Linked DNA regions of Homo sapiens: region 2 is linked to region 1. Evidence: chromatin loops called from intact Hi-C (ENCODE). Cell type or tissue: testis. All regions are shown on one strand. Links, peaks and the distances in the headings refer to the core of each region. The heading gives the core; the rest is flanking DNA.

Region 1 (4,926 bases), core at 565-4,564:
TACCTGAAAGGTAGATACAGATTGCAACATGCGTTTGTGATTATTTTGACTGTGCACAAAAGTTTATCTTTAAATTAGTAGAAATAGCAACTATAAGGGTGGGGTTAAAATATAAAATAAACCCATGGGTTGTCTTGCTGCTCCTTAAGTAACACACCAGTGATGCTTGTAAACACTTTCTATAGAAAGTATCTGTGACAATACTTTAATATTTGGCCAAAAGCTTATAACTCCTAGAGGATGGTAGGAAGCTTGATAGCATCCAAGCTGCTAAATTCTTAGGAGCCTGTTCGTGTTAAAGTACGTGAGCCTATGAGCAGTCATTTATGCTGTGAATTCATATCTGGCTGCTACTTTTCCTTCGACAGATAAGCCTATTTGGCTGCTAAAGGGCTTTTTATTTGGTTCTTCCTCCTGGTGTGAGCATGTATAAACAGCAGGACGTTATATAGAGTAGCAAACAATAAAATGAGGAAAATGCATGAAAACTCAGTATATGGGTGAATAGATACTTGTTTAATATGTGTAATTAAACTTGGTAGCATAATGTTTTTGAAACTTTAGATGTAAATGTGTGAATGTCTGTCCATTTGTGAATCCTGAGAGTTGCCAGTCCTATAAGCAATATATTCACATGCTTCTATTCTCCAATTTTCAGTACTATGGACTACAAATTTTGGAAAATGTGATAAAAACAAGGTGGAAGATTCTTCCAAGGAACCAGTGCGAAGGTAGGAAAATAAAGAATTATAAATTCAGAGTTTTGTTTTTCCTGGCATTTTTATTGTAGTTGACTGTTTGAGGGGGCATGTAATGAATCTTTAGTATATTTTGCTCTAATGGAGCTTATTGCTTTTATCATGAAGCAAACAGGTCTGTTTGTATTGGTGGGTACAGGAAGGCCACTTACAGGTTATCTTTTGGGAGAAAGAGGAGACTGGACTGTTGAAAACTCTGACAATAAATATTCTAGTTAAAAATATGGGCTATGGCACAGTGGCCCACGCCTGTAATCCTAACACTTCAGGAGGCCGAGGCAAGTAGATCGCTTGAGTCTGGGAGTTCTATACCAGCCTAGGCAGTATAGCAAGACCTCATCTGGACAAAAATTTAAAAAATTAGCTGGGTATGGTGGTTCATGTCTGTGGTCCCAGCTATGTGGGAGCATTGCTTGAGCTCAAAAGGTCGAGACTGCAGTGAGCCATGATCCTGCCACTGCACTTCAGCCTGGGTGACAAGAGTGAGACCCCATCTCCAAAAAAACATATATATAAATAAAATATGGGCCGGGCACAGTGGCTCAAGCCTGTAATCCCAGGACTTCGTGAGGCTGAAGTGGGAGGGTCATTTAAGGCCAGAAGTTTGAGACCATCCTGGGTAACATAGCGAGACCCTGTGTTTACAAAAAATTTAAAAATTAGCCAGGTATTTTGGTGCAGGTGGCGGCGGGGACAGGGGTATCAGTGGGGTGAGGTAGGAGGATCCCTTGAGCCAAGAGGTTGAGACTGCAGTGAGCCATCATTGTGCCACTGTACTCTAGCCTGGGCAACGAGCGAAACTCCGTCTCAAAAAACAAGAACAACAACAACAAAAAAAACCATATGTAAGGTTAACTCGGGAATGGAAAAGCCAAGTACTAAAGATCACAAAGCTGTTTTGCCTTTTGTGGTTCTGGGAATGCCTTGGAAGAGGTTGGCTTCTGAAATGAAGAAAGATCAGAAAATGAAGGTGTAGTGATACCTGTTAATGAGTAATTTAACTTTTCTGTCTGTGCTACCTTGAGGAATGTAGTCATATTTTGAGAAACCTGAGGCAACATTAGTTTCTTGGGATTCTTTGATTTAGCTAATTTCAGTTATGATACACTGCCTTTTTACCTACTATATTTCATTTATCTCTGAAAAATAGAAATTTTTTTCTTGACTTTATTATGGGGCACATGATACTTCTAGTAGTATTTTCATTTAAAATATGTCTAATTTCTTTGATTATTTGTCTTTTAAGTATTGTCCTTCACCTGCATTCTCTTATCATCATTATGGTAGAATAGTGACATGGATTTACTTAGCTAATCTGACTTAAACCTTGACAAAGTTTGAGCACATTTAGAGTTGAATGTGATGAGATTTTAATGCCAGTGTCTTTTTTTAAGAATATTAAGTATATTCAGTGGCAATATCTTTAATACATCATAAATCATAGATTAAGAGTGATAGTGCAGGAGCAAATAATGTGCCCTAAAAGAGGTTCTCATTTCTTTAAATGTTTTATTATGGTTTGAAACTATTTTAGATCACGTTCTGTGATGGACTGAGAAATTAATAAGCACAATTTGACTATGTGGTCCAAGTAGGTCCTTCATACTTTATTCTTCAGGGATCTTTAGTGTAGTCATTCCTTGTTTCTTTACTACTATTGTTTTACTCATGTGTTATGAGCCCCAGATTTAATTTTGGCCATGGTCTGCCGTACCAAGAAAAGGTGATTTACTTCTGTCCCATTTTACTGTTGTATAATTTTAAATCCTCCTTTTGTTCTTAAATCTGCATCTCTGTTTTTTATCACATTTGATGGTTCTGGAAGATGTTTTCCAGGTTGAAAATAGATATGATTATACTAGTTTATCAACACTGTAGTTACATTTGTTACAGACAAAATTAATTTAAAAAATTTTTGTTTCTTTCTTTCTTCTTTGTTGAGACAGATTCTCACTCTGTTCCTCAGGCTGGAGTGCATTGGCACCATCACTGCAGCTTCAAATAGCTGCGGTCAAGCAATCCTCCCACCTCAGCCTCCCGAGTAGCTGGGAACATAGGCATGCCCCACCATGCCCTACTAAATTTTTTTTTTTTTTAATGTTTTGTAGGGATGGTGTCTCGCTGTGTTGCCCATGCTGCTGGCTGCTGGGCTTGAGCAATCCTCCCACCTTGGCCTGCCAGAGTGCTGGGATTGTAAGCATGAGCCACCATACTTAGTCAACATGATTACCTTTTTAATTTTAACTGGGAGGCTTCTCTAACCTAAAGATTTATTTCACAAAATACACTAGAACTTCTGAACATTAATTTTCCTTCATCTTTAAGTAACTTTGGTATTGGAAATTACATAAATTAATTTAAAACATTTTATTTCCTTTTTCTGTAAGTGTCCTGTCTTTTAAAGGTATTCGCTTTGCTTTTTGCTGTAGCTATACCCTTTGTCCAACTACCATAGCATATATATTTGTTCACCTGGGGTGCATATTGTGCGTTTCCTTTGTACCGATTACTACTAAATATTAAGGTTATAAAAATATACATGTACATCAAAGTGCTGTATGTCACAGTGTTATAGTTGGGAAGACAAAACACATGTAAAAGAGGAATCATAAATCAGCAAATTAGGTGTATATAATGAGTGCTTCACAAGCTAAAAGAACAGAATGATGTCTAAGTCCGGCCCTTTAGCTAAGTTTCATTCACATAATTGGAAAGAAATGCCTGGTATATTTTAAAGGAAGGAAAGGTTTCACTGCATAAGAGTATGCCAAAATTAGATTCCTGCATTTTTTTTCTGATGTAGAATTTGTTTTATCTGCTTTTAGGTTCTTGTCCACAGCATGTTAATTTTTACGTGGTGTTTTTTTTTTTTTTTTTTTTTTTTTGAGACGGAGTCTTGCTCTGTTGCCCAGGCTGGAGTGCAGTGGCGCAGTCTTGGCTCACTGCAAGCTCCACCTCCTGGGTTCATGCCATTCTCCTGTCTCAGCCTCCTGAGTAGCTGGGACTACAGGCACCCGCCACCACACCCAGCTAATTTTTTTTTTTTTTTTTTAGTAGAGATGGTTTCACTATGTTAGCCAGGAAGGTCTCGATTTCCTGACCTTTTGGTCCTCCCGCCTCGGCCTCCATGCCTGTTGAGATTACAGGCATGAGCCACTGCCTGGCTAACATGTTCTTTTAAATTAATGACATTTTCAATTTAGGCCTCTTGTATAAATACTGTCAGGAAAATCTCATGATTCTTGAGTGGGTTAGATGTCTCTTGCTGTGTTATACGTTACTGTATCCTGTACCAGTGGGTCACAGGAGAATAAAATTTTAAAGAGCAAAAGATAGGCTCAGCACGGTGGCTCACGCCTGTAATCCCAGCACTTTGGGAGGCCAAGGCAGGCAGATAACGAGGTCAGGAGTTTGAGACCAGTCTTACCAACATGGAGAAACCCTATCTCTACTAAAAATACAAAAATTAGCCGGGCGTGGTGGCACATGCCTGTAATCCCAGCTACTCAGGAGGCTGAGGCAAGAGAATTGCTTGAACCCGGGAGGCGGAGGTTGCAGTGAGCTGAGATCACGCCATTGCACTCCAACAGAGCGAGACTTCATCTCAAAAAAAAAGAGCAAAAGATAGACATAATTAGAAAGTAAGGATGTTTAAAAGAACATTTAATTTTCCAAAAGATATTTTTATAGCAAGAGAAATGGCGAGATAATAAAACATTTAAATAAGTTGAGATTTGTTATATAAAATTTATTACATTTCTCTGGATTTTCATTTAGCTTTAGGCCGTAAGTGTGTGTCTATTTGTTTGTGTTTTATGTGTTTTGTCCCTCACACCCCACATTACACTTGGCTGTTTTAGTCACTTTATTCCCCATCCTTCAAACTATAAGCTCCTTGATATTGGGGCTCAGAGTGTCTTTTTTTCTTTGGTTTTTTTTTGGTCTGTTTTTGTGTTTGTTTTTGTTTAAGACAGAGTCTCGCTCTGTTGCCCAGGCTGGAGTGCAGTGGCGTGATCTCGGCTCAGTGCAAGCTCTGCCTCCCGGTTTCACACCATTCTCCTGCCTCAGCCTCCTGAGTATCTGGGACTGCAGGCGCCTGCCACCACGCCCGGCTAACTTTGTGTGTGTGTGTGTGTGTGTGTGTGTGTGTGTGTGTGTGTGTGTGTTT
Region 2 (4,926 bases), core at 397-4,396, 290 kb after region 1:
TTGCGGTCAGGAGTTCAAGACCAGCCCGGCCCACATGCAAAACTACATCTCTACTAAAAATAAAATTAACTGGTCATGGTGGTGTGCACTTGTAATCCCAACTACTGGGGAGGCTGAGGCAGGAGAATCACTTGAACCCTTGAGGCAGAGAAGCAGTGAGCTGAGATCACACCACTGCACTCCAGCCTGGGCGACAGAGTGAGACTCTGTCTCAATTTAACAAAATAAAAATAAAAAATAAACCTGAAACTTTGTACTCTTTGGCCAACATCATCTTCCTATTTCTTCCATCCCTCTCTTAACTACTTTTGTATGTTGTTAGAAAATGCTTAACATCATCTGTCACTTCCTCTTTCCCCACTCTCCCCGCCAAAAAAAAATTCACCTATCCACCTGTCTCAGTAGATCAGTTTATGCCTGGTTTTCTCTCTCCATCCCCTATTTTAAGAGGTGCATCCCTAAGGATAACCCACTCAAAGGTAATGACAGCTTAATCATATTGCCATCTTAACTTCTAGGTTAGCAACCAAAGAGTTGTAAATCTCCATAGGAAGGCAAGTCTTACGAATTAACAGAAGTGGGGAATAGCAGTCTGGTATATAATAGATGAATTATAGTTAAAGGTTTTTTGCATATTTAGAAGTTCATCTGATTATACCTTATAGAAATAGAGTAAGGGAATCTATTCCTCAGAAATTTCAAACACTAAAGTGTAACTTTTTGAAATTTTGTAATGAGAATTTGGAAACATGGACAAAAGTAGAAAGGGATAATAAGCTGTCACATACCTGTTCCTCAACTTCAATAAATAATAATAATCTTTCTTTCTTGTTTCATCTATCCCCTATTCCTTTTTTTTCCATAATGGAAGAATTTTAAAGGAAACCTAAATAGATCATGCATCCATAAACACCCAGTATATATTTCTAACATAAGAAAACTTCAAAAACATATGCAACCACAATTTCATTCACTCCCAGTAATATTAGAAGTGACTTCTCATCTTTATAACTTTTTTTTTTTTTTTTACCCCCAGAGTGGGTGTCACTCTGTCATCCAGGCTGTTGAATGCAGTGGTGCACAGTCATAGCTCACTGCAACCTCAAAATCCTGGGCTTGAGCAATCCTGCCTCAGCCTCCTCCCTCAGCCTCCCGAGTAGCTGGGACCACAGGCACATACCAACACACTCAGCTAATTTTTTTTCTTTTTTTATAGAGACAGAGTCTCTTTGTTGCCCAGCTGGTCTCAAACTCCAGGCTTCAAGCTATCCTCCTGCCTCTGCCTCCCAGAGTGCTGAGATTACAGGCATGAGCCATTACACCTGGCCAGAAGTGATTTATTCTTGTCATCTAATACCCATCCTATGTTCAGTTTTCTCCATCTCAAAAAAAAATTTTCAGTTGATTGGTTTAAATGAGTGGTTCAAACAAGTTCCACATTTTGCATTCATCTGTTTGTTAAGTCTTCCTTAATCTATAAAAGTTACTTTTTTTTTCTCCATGCCATTTTTTGTCATTTGTGCTGTAGGATTTCCCACATGCTTTCTTTGACTAATTGCATTTTCCTGGTGGTGTTTAACATGTTCCTCTGTTTCCTTCTCTTCTCATGGCTGTTCGATAGATCCAGAGTTTCTCAAGTGCTAATTAGATCATAATTTGTTTTTAAACAGAAAGAAAATTAATCATGCTCATATCACATATTATTAATAGGTGGCCGGGTGACATGGCTCACGCCTATAATACCAGCACTTTAGGAGGCTGAGGCGGCCAGATCACCTGAGGTCAGGAGTTCAAGACCAGCCTGGCCAACATAGTGAAACCCCATTTCTACTAAAAATACAAAAATCAGCCAGGGATTGTGGTGCGTGCCTGTAATCCCAGCTACTCGGGAGGAGAATCACTTGAACCTGGGAGGCAGAGGTTTCAGTGAGCCGAGATCGTGCCACTGCACTCCAGCCTGGGCAACGGAGCAAGATCTGTCTCAAAAAAAAAAAAAAAAAAGGGGGGGGGGAATATATATATATATATAATTAATAAGAACTAAAGATTCTATGTCACATTTATGAGGGCTAAGAGAATGATATTTTATTATGATAAAGGACCACAGATTGTCATGCACATTGTGTACTATAATGTAAATGGCATTCCATGGAGTTGTGTAATGAGGTAACCCTTATTATGATTTTAGAGTTTGACTTTTATGACAATTAGAGAAACTTTTCTGGTAAGAACTTAAAAGAATTAAAACATTGACTAGAAATAAAATTCTTATGTGACTGTTATCCCATGTAACAAATATTTGTTGAATGTTAAAGTCATGCTGTATTTTTTTTTAACAGTGGTTTTTAGATCGTATGGCTGATGACGACTGGTGGCCAATGCAGATACTAATTAAGTGCCCTAATCAAATTGTGAGACAGGTAAGGAAAAATATGTTTGAAAAAAATTATTTGGAAAAGAAGTTACTTTCAATTTAATTATTCTCAATTTGCTTATAAGTGTGTCTTAACCTAATATTGATAATAGTTTGAAAAGATCTGCCTCCTATCATAAAAGTCATTTTGTTGTTGGTTTCACCAGGTTCTTTTAACATCAGCTCTCACTCTAATAAGGTGATTAAAATTATGCACATTTCCTGGATATAGGAAGATTGACTGTAATTTCCTGTTCTTTTATTATTAGATCCTGCTCTTTATTATTAGATGCTTTATGAGTTATACTGATTCTTTTAAAATCCTTACACATTCTAACCATGGTAGGGTACTATAGTGACCTCAAAAGCTAATGAAAAGGCTGTAACTTATTTCTGTGATTGGGTCTGAACTGTCAAACGAAACAGTTTGTTTTCTTTAAATTGTTGGGTAAAATAGACAATGAAATTTAAATATTACTTTATAGTCACTTTTCACAAAATCAAAAACTTAGTTGACGTATGCCACTTTCCAGTTACTATTGAGATATATATGCGTGTGTGTATATATTACATATATATGTTATATATCATATTTATATATTTATAAATTTATATAGAACATACATATATATGTATATATATTTTTTTAGAGGGTTTTGCTCTGTCACAAGCAGTCCTCTTGCCTCAGCAGGTAGGACTACACGCACACACCACCACACCTGGTAATTTTGTTTTGTTTTGTTTTTAGACAGAGTCTTGTTCTGTCACCCTGGCTGTAGTGCGGTGGTACTTCATGGCTCACTGCAGCTTCCACCTCCTGGGCTCAAGCAATTCTCCCACCTCAGCCTCCTGAGTAGCTGGAACTACAAGCACACACCACCACACCTGGCTAATTTTTGTATTTTTTTGTAGAGAGAGTGTCTCTCCCCTGTTGCCTAGGCTGGTCTCAAATTCCTGGGATCAGGCAGTCCTCCCAACTTAGCCTCCCAGAGTTCTGGGATTATAGTTGTGAGCCACTGAGCCTGGCCTAAGTTACAATTCTTATACCATAAAATTTACCCAGACCTTTCAAAATGTAAAATTTAGTGGTTTTTAGTATAGTCACAAAGTTGTGCAGCCATCACTACTACCTAATTTTGGAACATTTGCCACCCCCACCCCCCACCAAAAAAAAACCCTATACCCATTAGCAATCAGTTCCTATTTCATCCTGTCCTCTCTCCTCAATACCTGACAACTACTAGTCTACTTTCTATCTTTATAGATTTGCCTATTTTGACCATTTCATATAAATGGACTCATACACTATTAGTCTTTTGTGACTTACTGCTTCGATTTAACAATCTTTTCAGGATTTATTCATGTCACAGCATGTATCCATATTACATTTTCTTTTTTTGCCAAATAGTTTGTCAAATGTATATAGTCCACATTTTGTGTTACCTGTTCATCAGCTGAATATTTGAGATGTTTCTACTTTTTGGCTGTTTTTAGTAATGCTGTTAGGAACTTTTAGTACAAGTTTTTGTTTGGATATACTTTGTCACTTCTTTGTGTATGTTTTTAGAACTGGTAAACTGTTTTTTGTTTTTGTGTTTTGTTTTTTTTTTTTTTGAGACGGAGTTTCGCTCTTGTGGCCCAGGCTAGAGTGCAGTGCCGTGGTCTTGGCTCACTGCAACTTCCGCCTCCAGGGTTCAAGTGATTCTCCTGCCTCAGCTTTCCAAGTAGCTGGGATTACAGGCGCGCACCACCGTGCCCAGCTAATTTTTTGTATTTTTAGTAGAGACGGGATTTCACCATTTTGGCCAGGCTGGTCTCAAACTCCTCACCTCAGGTGATTTGCCCGCCTTGGCCTCCCAGTGTGCTGTTACTACAGCCACTGCACCAGCGGTAAACTGGTGTTTTTTGTTTGGTTGGTTGGTTGGTGTTGTTTTTGAGTTGGAGTCTCACTCTGTCAACCAGGCTGGAGTGCAATGGCGTGATCACGTCTCACTGCAACCGCCACCTCCCGGCTTCACACAGTTCTCCCTGCCTCAGCTTCCTTAGCTGAGATTACAGGTGCCCACCACCACGCCCGGCTAATTTTTGTATTTTTAGTAGAAGTGGGGTTTTGCCATGTTGGCTAGGCTGGTCTCGAACTCCTGACCTCAGGTGATCCACCACAGCCTCCCAAAGTGCTGGGATTATAGGCTTGAGCCACTGCACCCAGCTGGTAAACTGTTTTTTTATAGTGACTGCAGTGTTTGACATTCTTGCCAGTGATATATAAGTGTTCTAATTTCACCATAATCTTCAGCAGCTGATACTGTCTTTTATTTTAGCCATCCTAGAAGGTATGAAGTGGTATCTTATTGTGGTTTTGGTATGCATTTTTCTCAAAATGGTTACACATTTTTTTCATGTGATTGTGGGTCACTTGTGTATCTTTAAAGAATCCTCACATTTCCTTCTCCTAGCTGCTGACCCCATGATGAGCAGCGGCCCTTCCCCATTCCACTCTTCTTAAGGAATTG

Evidence for each region. A loop is a pair of places that touch in the nucleus more often than their neighbours do. Peaks named below come from ENCODE experiments on the same cell type or tissue, not always from the same donor. Only the 100,000 strongest peaks of a DNase experiment are listed, where the experiment ranks them.
Region 2: a loop joins it to region 1, with 6 times the contacts of the local background. A loop is called at or near these places in 1 of 110 quality-filtered maps.

Annotation. Positions count from the first base shown.
Region 1 is chr2:61,518,416-61,523,341 of GRCh38, reverse strand. It overlaps XPO1 (exportin 1), which reads left to right. Exons shown (of 25, transcript NM_003400.4): 4 at 659-731. Among named protein-coding and RNA genes, the nearest start is that of XPO1, 17 kb to the left of the region's middle. In testis, for the core only: no CTCF peak of the experiment used is centred there; a DNase peak (open chromatin) is centred at 2,761; H3K27ac peaks cover 725 bases.
Region 2 is chr2:61,229,946-61,234,871 of GRCh38, reverse strand. USP34 (ubiquitin specific peptidase 34) reads left to right here. Exons shown (of 80, transcript NM_014709.4): 58 at 2,340-2,420. Among named protein-coding and RNA genes, the nearest start is that of C2orf74-AS1, 54 kb to the right of the region's middle. In testis, for the core only: no CTCF peak of the experiment used is centred there; no DNase peak of the experiment used is centred there.